2 separate regions of the Mus musculus genome follow, and region 2 is linked to region 1. Evidence: chromatin contacts called from ENCODE Hi-C or POLR2A ChIA-PET data. All regions are on one chromosome and are shown on one strand. Each heading gives the region's core, a stretch centred on a gene start or an enhancer-like site at or near the end of the contact. The rest is flanking DNA. Distances are from core to core; before and after follow the strand shown.

Region 1 (5,659 bases), core at 1,407-3,906:
ACGGATGCTATCTGACCAAGGATGTTGTGAGAAGTCACAACAATACAAAGAAAACTAACTGGGCCCAGTGTTGCACCCCTGTAATCTGAAGTATGTGTATTTGAGGAAGGTGAAGTAAGAGGATCTCTCCCAGTCAAGGCCAACATGGATTACATAGGAAGTACAAAGCCAGCCTATAATCATGTCTTAGTAGAAAAAGAAGGAGGGACTAGTTTAAAAGCCTTTTAACTCTAGGTTTATTTCACCTCATCATTCTGTAGCCAGAGGACTGGGGATCTAGCTCAGTTGGTAAGGTGCTTGTCTAACATGAACAAAACCCTGGGCTCCATCCGCAGCAGTTGCATACACCAGGCATGGTGAGACACTTGCCTGTAAGCCCAGCACCTGGAAGCAGGATCAGAGATTCAGGGCCAACATCCTTGGCTACACGAAACGCTGCCTGACAGGGCCAGAGAGAAGGCTCGGTGGTCAAGAGCACTTGCTGTTTCTCCACAGGACCCATATTTAGATCCAAGATATGTCAGGTAGCTGTCATATGTAAGTCTTGCTCCAGGGAATAAGACACCTCTGGCCTCCTCAGGCACCTGCAATCTCATGCAGACACACACCTACATATAATTAAAATTAATAAAATCCTTTTTTAAAAAGAAGTGTTCTTTTCTTCTTCTTTTTAAAAAAAGATTTATTTATTTTATGTATATTAATAAACTGTAGCTGTCTTCAGACACACCAGAAGAGGGCATCAGATACCATTACAGATGGTTGTGAGCCACCATGTGGGTGATAGGAATTGAACTCAGGACCTCTGGAAGGGCAGTCGGTGCTCTTAACCACTGAACCCTCTCTCCAGCCCAATAAAATCTTTTTAAAACAACCTGCCTTGGGCAGGTGTGGTAACACCCACAGAGATCAGAGGCAGAAAAACCTCTGTTAGTTCCATGCCAGCCTGGTCTACGTAAAAGTTCCAGGCCAGCCAAGGGTACACAGTGAGACCATATCTCAAAATAAGTGAATAAAATATAAATAGATAAAATTAAGACCTAGCTGAAAAACAAAACAAAACGCTGATAGCAATCTAGTTCAGACCACGTACTACAAATCGTTTTCAGTTTCATCCCAATTATTATTCCTTATAATCACTTTATCCAATAATTATGAACAAGTTAGAAGTCCCTGTATTTAAATTCATGCTGAAAGACTGGGTCTTCTCCAAATACCCATGGGTACTTAGCATAAGATACTCGATTCCATATAAATGGGACAGAATCTTCCATATCTATTGTCAGAATTTCCAGTTTTCCAAGGCAGTCATTTGGTGGAGAAAATGGAATTTGATGACTTCAGTTCTAATCTTGAATTTGCTGCTATATGATTTCCTCGTCTCTAGTAAGCCACAACCGTTCCGGTCCTTAAGAAATCTATTATCTCAGCACCCCTATCTGTCTGATAATAGTGAAAAGAGCATTACTCACTTATTCAAATGGGGCTTAAGAAGCCCCAAGACCACAGCAAATCTCCCTCGATCGTCTTCATTTTCTCCGCATAGGAATCCTGCCACAGAACTGCACTCAGTAACTCTAAGCAATAAAGACAGCACCTCACCAGCAACATGCTGAGATGCTGGACTGGTCCATGGCTGCTTCAATCTGTGAGTGATGGCAAAAATATACACGGGTCCTGACATGTGACGGAGGCCTGTCTTCCACGCAGGGCAGTCGGGAGAACTCTTGGCAGCTTCAACCTTCCCCAACAGCTTTAGAAACAGTGAGCCAACTTCAGTCGCCTTCTCGGGCACTTCGGGATGCTCTTCGACCCCATCTGCCTTCTCCTCGGGTGCTGCGAACTTCTCCAGGGCTCTCACCACCTGCCCCAGGATCTCGGGCATCCCCCGGAGGGATCCCCCACTCCCACTCCCCTCAAAGAATCTGTCACCTTCGGCGGCTTCTATTAAAGCGCCGAGGTCTTTAAGAGCCGCATTTCTTGCGCCGCCCTGTCCTGATGACTTTGGGCGGCTGAGACGGTTCAGAATCTTGGAGAAGGCTGGTTCGAGGGCCGGGGGAGAGCCCTCTGCAGGCAGGGAGCAGCCGACCCCCGACTTCTCTTCGGCACTGTCCAGCTTCATTCCTAGTCGCACCGGAGGGGCTGGGCTCGCCCCCCCCGCCCCCCCCGGGGGGGGACAGAGACCAAATGGGGATGGTGTCTGGAGTCTCGGAGGGAAGGTCGTCCGGGGCTCGGTGTCCCCCAACGAACAGAACTAAAACCAGGCACAGCTAAAAGGCGAGATGTCTCACTGTCTTGACGCAAGGATCGAGTGTCAATCCACCCAGTAAAGTGGCTGTAAGAAGAGAGCCTCAAGCCGGGCAGTGGTGGCGCACGCTTCAGGAGGCAGAGGCAGGCAGATTTCTGAGTTCGAGGCCAGCCTGGTCTACAGAGTGAGTTCCAGGACAGCCAGGGATACACAGAGAAACCCTGTCTCGAAAAAAAAATAGGAGAGCCTCAAGCTCCTAACACGTAGCGAAATTTGTCTTTCCGAAAACTCAAAAAAGAAAAAAAAAACAGTTAATTTTAAAGACAAACTACTGAACCGTGACACCAAAAAGGCTCCCGAAACCAAGCGCTCTTCCAGTACGGTAGCTGTATTCCGCAACTTCCGGCCCTGGAGAGCATTGTAGCCGTAAAGCAAAACTAACTTCCGCCAGCGGAGCCGCAACGCTTCTTTTTACGACTCGCGACCAGAAAGCAACAAACAGTCCGTCAGAGAAGGAAGGGGTAAAAGGTGGAGCATGAAGGATATATTTGCATAACTAAGCGTTCGCTCATTAAGTTTGTTCCTGATTTCATCTGCTAGGCTAGAAACAAGAGAATTCTCGCAAAATCCTAGTAACAGTTTGAAATTGTACTAGATTTTGTGTGCAAAAGCTAAATAGAGCGGCAGCATATTAGTCACCCTCTTTGAAAAACTGGTGAGACTTACTCGATACTTCGCAAGCTAACAGTAAGGCCGATCCTTTCTGGTTCATAAAGCGTGATGATTGGGTGTTCACGCCATTGCGTGACATGTGCCGCCCATAAACCTTGTTACGACGTGGGCACATTACCCGTCTGACATGAACTTAGGAGGATCCTCCACTTCTGGTTCTTGTGTAGATTAGAGTTATGCCCTGTTTTTTACTTCTTGGTTCAGTCAGGTAGGATTACTGGTTAGGTAGTGGAAAGTGTCCAGGGTACCTGGGACTAATACATTATTACTAAAGTACATTCCATTCCTAAGAGAAACTGAAAGTGACAGAGTTATGCTTCTTACAAGTCGCTCTGGTACAATTCACTTCTTTCTAAGAAAAATTGTTTTATTAAGTTATTACTCTGATGTGTATAAATGCTTTGTTCACATGCGTATATGTGTACCTGGTGCCCCCCCTGGTCCCCGCGGAAGCCAGAAAACAGTGTCCAGTTCTCTGAACTTGAATTTCTGGAGTTTGTTAGCCATGGCATGTTCTTAACTGAACCATCTTTCCACTCCAAGACATGCTCTTCTTAGTGTTACACTATTTGCCACTACACTACCAGTGATGCCTGTGTGGCTTTTTTTCCCCCCTTCACTTCTCTGTGTGACCTCTTGCAAACGGCAATAGCTCAGATCTCTATGTCTTAATTTCTGTATTGGGGAAACAAATGTAGATAATTACTGGTCCCCATCTCTTAGGACTGTTGGGACAATTTTTAATGTACATAAATGCCGGGAACAATATCTGATCAGCATAAAGTTCATAGAGGTGTTAGTTCCCATTGTTATGCAACAGCACCAACATTAATTTACATTTCTTCTTTCCAAGAAAATCTGGTGATTAGAATTCTAACTCGGAACCTCTTTCTTCTGGCTTTTCCCACTCTGACCAATTGGTGGCACTCTGATCAATCACTGCTAACCACTTCCAAGAGAAACCTTCCCTTAACAAAAGCAGCTTGAGGCCAGTCAATAAGAGGTTATTGTGTCTGTACTGTGTGGGACGTTTCTTTTCTGTAGCATGTGCCCTTTGTGTCCAGTGGATCCAGACGCCTTTCAGACTTGAGGAGTGCTCTGTATTGTTGAGATCTCTCGCTGGGTTTCCCAAAGCCCGAGCCAGCCATGCCTTTACTTCTATCTAGTGCCTGGCACAATTTAGTCAAGGCAACAAATGTATCCTGAATGCCCATGTCCACGCACAGAGGACAGGCTGGATTGACCACCCACACAATGCAGCTACATGGAGCTGCGTCCACACAATGCAGCTTGGTGCAGCTGCAGTGAGGGAGAAAAAGCAGTCTCTGTGTAACACCATGGAACTCTGGGAATATAGATAGGTGGAAGGAGCAGAGGGGAGGAAGGGTAGATAGATGCTCTCTTGTAAGAAAGAAGGAAAGATAGAGAGTAAGATATATGCATTTCCTTGTGTGTTAAAGTAGAAATGGAAGGTAAATAACATGTATAAACAATTATGTGTCAGGAAATAACAGAATGAAGGAATAGAAGCAAGATCTCTCTATGTGTACTTTTATCGCTTTAACTCGGAAATCATGTGAAACCCTTACATAATTATTTTTAAGAGAAAATCAGGTGTGGTAGCGCATGACTATAATACCAACTTGAAGGAGGCTAAAGCAGGAAGATCCAGGCCAGCCTGGGCTAAACAGTAACATGGCTCAGTTGGGAGTGTGTTTGCACAGGCAATGGACTAGAACCTCCAGCAGGACAGGAGACTGGGGATAGGGTATGTGCCTGTACACCTAGCACTGGTGAGGTCAAGGCAGCAGGGTCAGAAGTACAAGGCTAGTCGGGTCACATGAGACTCAAAATAAATAAAGAATGAATAAGTGAATGAATTGTCAAGTCGCATTCCCTAGAGTGGCACTGAAAATGCTTGGCCAAGGATTTGGGGAGACGGTACGCAATGCCGCCCCGCATGAGGCGGTGCAGCTGCTGCAGGACAGTCTGACAGTTTCTCTGCAAAGTAAACAGGGTCAACACAGAGCTGAACCAGATTTAACAACTGTCTTCATTGATGTATAGCCAAGAGGACTAAATTCTTGTACCAGTACGAAAACTTGAACATGGATGTTCACAGCCACAATCTTCTTAGGCAGTGGGATCAGTTCACAGAAAAAGAGATAAATGCTATCTGTAGCTTACATTACCCTAATGACCATATCAAAGGGGGTCCCTGAGGTGGGCCTGTTGGGAGATACCAAAACTGTGAGCTATGCAGGTTTTGCCTACCAGTCATGCATTACCGAGACAAATACTTGAGACTATTCCTAAAAAGAGGGAAAGATTAGTTTGGCTTGTGGTCTCAGGTGTTCCCTGTCTTTGTGCTGGTGGTAACACAGTAGATCACGGTGGGGGAAAAGAAACAGAAAATGCTGCATCTGGGAAGAAAGTCAAAGACAGACAGACAGACAAACAGACAGACAAACACACACACACACACGGGGAGGGGGCAGAGTGAGAGGAACAGGGGATTTGACTAGGACCAGATTTCTAGTGTCTCCTTTGAACACAGCCCTCTGTTGATGTAAATCCTTTACTTTTGGCCTTACTTCTAAAGCTTCTACCATGTTGTTGTGGTGCCACAAGTAGAGTCTAAGCCTTTAACATATGGGCCTTTGGGGTTAGAGTTCATAT
Region 2 (5,659 bases), core at 2,220-4,719, 37 kb before region 1:
AGGGACTTACAGGAACTAGGGTGGCTAAGGTTTGGCTCACCTCACAGTGGGGAAGGCACAGGAGCGGCTATGTGAGGGGGCTGCTCACACTGTGTGTCCACAGTCAGGAACCAGGTGTTGCTAGAGTTCTGTTCTCTTTTATCCAGCACACGAGATGCTGCTGCTCTCATTCAGAGCAAGCCTTCCCTTCTCACCCGAGCCTTTCTGGAAACACTCTCTGAGAAGTTTCCAGAATCATGCTTCCGTGACACTGACAATCAAGATTAACTATCCCAAATCCTGACACTCAATGGGCTCCGCTCCTCCCCCGCCCCCTTGTTGGCAGGACACAAGTAAGGCAGAAGACACACAGATCTAAAATGACTCTTCTGATGGGTTCTCCATTAGCAACTGGAGAATCAACATCTATACTAGGCTATAAAGATAACACCAGAGACTAGTTTCAGAAGAATCCGATTATTAAACCTGAATGATTCACAGTCATGCTTAATTTCTCAAATAGACACAGTTCTCCAAAAGATATTGTCACTTCATAACGCATAAATCTCCAGTGCACTCCTTAAAGTATGGCTGTCCTCAGGAAGAAATGACATGGGACACCGGCAGAAACGTGTCATGTTTTCAAGCACTTTTATCTGTCTCCTTTCCACTATGCCAAGTCAAGACTCCTCATTTATCCCTACAGTGGGTGCTCTCAAGCCTCAAAACTCGTGTTTTCCCCATTCCCATCCTCCTGGATTCTCCACTCAGCTAGTGATACATTCCTGTCCCAAGAAGGAAAACTGAGTATCTTGCTCTGACTGAAGTCTGTGCATGACTTCACAAAGTTTCCAAATATCAGCTTTAAAAGAGGACTAATATGGGGCTGCCGCTCAGTGATAGGTTGCTTGCCTACCATATACAAGGCCCTGAGCTCCAACCCCAACACTGAAAAAGAAACAACAGATGTGAACCTACGCTATTTCTCGAGTTTCCTGCCATGGTCTCTTCCTGGGGGCCTACTTCCATCACCCAGGCCCCACATCCTAGAGGTTCTACAACTTCCCCACACAGCGCCACCAGCTAGGGACCAAGTGTACAAACATGAACTCATCGGAGAGGGTGTCTGGTGTAGAATGATGAGAGTAAAATGCTGTGTTTCTTGGGACAATCCCACCTACATATAAAAGCACTTAAATATAGTCTGGGAAGGTTTTTGTGCTATGCCAGATTTATATATACATGAGTAACATTGGCCAAATTATCATCTTTTCCGTTATTTCCTAAGTATGATCCTAAGGAAGGGTTTTCTGAATGCTGTTTATAAGAAAAACACATGAAAGCTGCTTTATTTTTGTCCTTGAAGAATGCAGGATGAGCAGTAACGCAGTACCAATGGAGGCTCTGGTTCACTGTTAGACACTGCCATCTAGCAGGAAGCCAGCAGATGAGTTATTACAACCTCAGAATTTTGACACACCTTTTTGGTCATTTGATGCATTGCCTTTGGCTTAGAAGCAAAAGACAGGTTTCTGTTTTCTATTTTGCTGCTTTTTTCTTTTCTAAGGCAGGGTCTGGCTACATAGCCTAAGCTGGCCTCTAAATCACCTTCTCTTGCCTTGGTTTCCAGAATGAGCGCTAGAAATACAGGCCATTGAATAAGAAAGAACGAGAGAACGGAAGAAAGAAGGAAGGAAGGAAAGAAAGAAAGAAAGAAAGAAAGAAAGAAAGAAAGAAAGAAAGAAAGAAAGAAAGAAAAGAAAGAAAGAAAGAAAGAAAGAGAGAGAGAGAGAGAGAGAGAGAGAGAAAGGAAGGAGAGAAAGACAGAGAGACAGAGAGACAGACAGGAAGAAGTATGGTGGAGGAGAAGGTTTACTGGAGAGGTGATAGTGTGCACAGTAGATATGAGGGAGAGCATAGCCCAAGGCAGGGACAGCTGAGAGAGTCCAGAGTGGATATGACCAGTAGACTGAGGCAGGCCACGGGAGGGGGTGGGGAAGCAAGAAAAGGGAGGGCCAGGAGACCAAGAGCCAAAAATGGTGGGGGGGGCGCTGTCATAGCCAAAATGACAGAGTTATATAGGGCAGAGCAACGGAGGGAAGGACTGCTCACCGGAGAAGTTTAGGGTAGAAGGCTGGGTATGCCAGCCAGGAGGACCCTGTAACTTGTAGGGACTGAGAGATGCTGGGAGAACATGACTGCCAAGCTACACTTTGATATGTTAATAGGGACCTCTGTTAGTCCTTTATCACAGGTTTGAGACCTAACAGCAGTGGAGCACTACAGACATCTTGGAAAGCATTTGAGAGGCAGCTCTAACCCTGAAACTGAGTATTCCGTTTGTTGCTAGCTGGAACACTCAGTGTTCAACAATGGGGTTGATTATTCGATGCAGAAACCAAGTCAGGCCCTACCTGAAAAGAACGCCATCTGAGAGTATCATGGAGCAAAGGGAAGCAAGATTCTAGTTTGTAGTATAATCTCTTCAGCAAGCCCGTGCGAGAAGTGGTGCATCTCATCTGAAGGAAGGAAGGCTGAATTTGAAGGCATTACGGTCCTGAGCATCAGCTAGCCTTATTCCAAATTGAACCTATCCGAGTTGGATGCACTGCACAAAACAAGTCAGTCTTCATCAATTATTCTAAGCGCTGTTTCAGGGCATCATATCAGTGCTTAGGAGGTAATCTATTAGAGCTGTTATGTTAAGAAAAAGACATTTTCTGTAAGATGTCCTATCAGTTAATGAATCCTGGAAAATCCCAATCAAATGTCATTTTAAAATCACAATATCTGTATCTTGTAATACGAAATGAGTCGTATTTTGAGTATCCTAATTGGGTGCAAAAAGCCTAAGACTTGTGTGTGGATAATCAAAACCCGTTCTTCCGGAGTCTCTTCCAAAGTATCTACTAAATGCACAATGTATCCACCTCAGGAAAGTCAAAACTGCTACTCGCTGGGCACAAGTTCAATCAACAAGTGTTTCAAGGGAGCAGCACCCAGGTGCGAGCCGCAATTCTCAGCACAGCAGGGCCTTGAGACTTTTGCCTGGGGCCTTGGGAAGGAAGCAGAGTTGCTGCCCCAGCTCTGCGCTAAATCAGACCCTCGGGGTACCGCGCTCCTCCCGGTTCCACGAGCCCAGGGCTCCGGGACCACGTGCTCCCTGCTGTGCTCTCAGCGGCCAGATAGGCTTGCGCCCCAGTTTCTGGTTCCAGAAAGCCGTGCTTAGGGTTTCTAGGATCCCACCCCCACCTCCTCCCAGCGGAGTCAGATGCTCCGCCAGGGCCCAGCAAAGTGTCTCGTCTTACACTCCGCTTCTGCACAGCGCCCCAGTCTCCACCGGCAGCAGGAGACTCACCTTAGGCATCAGGGCAGCAAAACAAGTCCCCAGCACTGTACCTCAACAATCCTCCAACAATCCTCGGGGGGATGCGGGACGCTCTACCCACTCCCCAGAGTCCTCACTTTCTATTTACGCGCCTGAGCTCTTGCGAAGACCCGGAGAAGACTCGATGGAATGGCAGGCGCAGCTCCCGGATCATCCCGCCGAAGTCAGCCTGCGAGATCCTAGATCCACGTTTTCGTGGATGCGGTGTTTAAAAGCTAGCGGTCCCGGCTTCAAAACACTTTGGACAGCCCCTTATTGGTACCTCTCCCGGCTATTGGCTCAGGAACGCATCAGGTCCTGGAAATTCTGGAAAGTACTCTATAAGAGCCCCTCTTGAAAGGAAGGGTACTGATGTCCTTTTAAGTCATAGGAGACTACGCTCACGAGCCAGGAGGAATGAAGCACAAAGTCAATTCCCAATTTTGTTAAACCAAGGCTCCCAGCAGGGGATTGCTTTGGTCTCAGTGTCTTAGACTGGCTTGTCTGCTGCAACTTCCCGGTGACCATGGGGCTGGGATACCTTGGTGACTAAGTCAGACCTCACTAATGAGATTCGACCTCTCATGCAAATGTAGGGGCACCCAGTTCCAAATACTATCAGTGTACATATTCAGATCATAACAGGTATGTTAGCCACGGCTAAGTGGAGAAAAACAGCATCTGAGATTGATTTCAATTTTTTATTTGGTTGGTTGGTTGAGTTGGGAGTTTTGAGACAGTTTCTTGAGACAGGGTTTCATGACAATGTAGCCCTGGCTGTTCTGAAGCCCTCTCTGTAGCTGGCCTCCAACTCAGAATGCCCTTGCCTTTATTTTATATAGTATCTCACTATGTAGCCCAGGCTGGTCCTCAACTCTTTATCCTTCTATCTCAGTCTCCTGAGTAGTGCTGGGATTAAAGGAATGCACTGCCTGGCTTGAAGTGAGCTGTCTTGGTTTCTTTGGGGGAGTGGAATTATTGGTTATTGGTTTTTGTTTGTTTGCTTGCTTTTTTTTTTTTTTTTTTTTTTGGACAAAGCCACTGTGGCACTGTGACACTGACCTGACCTTGGGACAATGTGGTGCACAATGGCTGGAGAAAAGAACAACAGTAATACTGCATTTATTTACCCAAATTAGTTACTGTAAGCTCTCTCAATACAGACTCATCGGTCGTTCCTGAGGCTGAAAGGTGGACAGTCAGAAAGTGTGTGACTGATCCTTAGGAAAACAAAATTTGTGCAGCTGAGAAATGACCTTATAATATTTGCTGTCTATAGTGCTGAGTATTAAATCCACAGGCATTGTGCTAAGCAGTTCCCGTACCCAGGCCTAAAGAATGTGCTTTACTCTAACAGGAATCTCAAATTTGAAGGGGTTTTATTATTATTATTATTATTATTATTATTATTATTATTATTATTAAAGTAATAAGAAGTTGGACCCGGTTGTTTTGAGGCATGCCTACAATCCCAGCACTCAAGTAGAGTGAGATAGAAGGCTAATGAGTTCGAGGCTAGCCTGGGCTACACAGAGGGACACTTCTAAACTACTTTTGAAAGTATACTGGTTGGTTTTGTTTGTTTGTTTGTTGGCCAACTTGGCACAAACTAGATTCAATTGGAAGGGTGAACCTTAACTAAGAAGATGTCTCCATCATATTGACCTGTAAACAAGTATGGGCCGGGGCGACATTTTCTTGGCTAAAGACTGATTTGGAAAGGCCCAGTATACTGTGGGATGTGCCACACACCATGTCTAAGAAGTTAGTCCTGGGAAGTACCAGAAAGGTAGCCAGAAGAGGAAGCCAGGAAGCAGAGTTCTCTCATGGCTTTTCCTTTAGGTCCTGTCTCAAGTTCCTGCCCTAACTTCTCTTCTAATGGACTATCAACTGTAAGGTGATAAAAACCTCTCCTCCCCAAGTTGTTTTTGCTCTTGTTGTTTTATCAGAACATCAGAAAGCATACTAGGACAAAAAGAGAGAAAACTGTTGTAACAGGCTGTAGAATATTCATGAGGCTTCATGCCGTTATGAAGTATGCACTAAAACTCTCCCCTCTAGCAACTTCCTGTACACTGAACTTTTATACCCGCTAGATCTGAGACCGAACTGTAACTGCACCCAATGGTATCCTTTAGCCTTGGGGGGGGGGGTGCAGGCAGATAGAACTTATTAAAACTAGGGGAAAAAACAAGTTCCAAAATGTGTCAGACTATAAATAAACCTAATCTGTTCTCCAGGATCTCCAGCCAGGAAAAGAGCCAGGGGTGAGGTTAGAAGACCCTTTGTACATGGCAGGTCTTTTCAGTTAAA

What was found. A loop is a pair of places that touch in the nucleus more often than their neighbours do. ChIA-PET counts read pairs that join two places held with the same protein, here RNA polymerase II (POLR2A).
Region 2: a loop to region 1 is called in a map of heart, with 4 times the contacts of the local background. The contact joins the promoter of Fut10 here to the promoter of Tti2 in region 1. A Hi-C loop is called at or near these places in 2 of 37 maps with a recorded cell type or tissue (both heart). POLR2A ChIA-PET finds 5 or more read pairs at or near these places in 4 of 5 experiments (Patski and embryonic stem cell).

The regions. Positions count from the first base shown.
Region 1 is chr8:31,147,313-31,152,971 of GRCm38, reverse strand. It overlaps Tti2 (TELO2 interacting protein 2), which reads right to left and starts at 2,656. Exons shown (of 7, transcript NM_144927.3): 1 at 1,473-2,656. The coding sequence starts at 2,122. It overlaps Snord13 (small nucleolar RNA, C/D box 13), which reads left to right and starts at 3,014; the gene lies at 3,014-3,111.
Region 2 is chr8:31,185,141-31,190,799 of GRCm38, reverse strand. Fut10 (fucosyltransferase 10) reads right to left here and starts at 3,469. Exons shown (of 5, transcript NM_001012517.5): 1 at 3,338-3,469.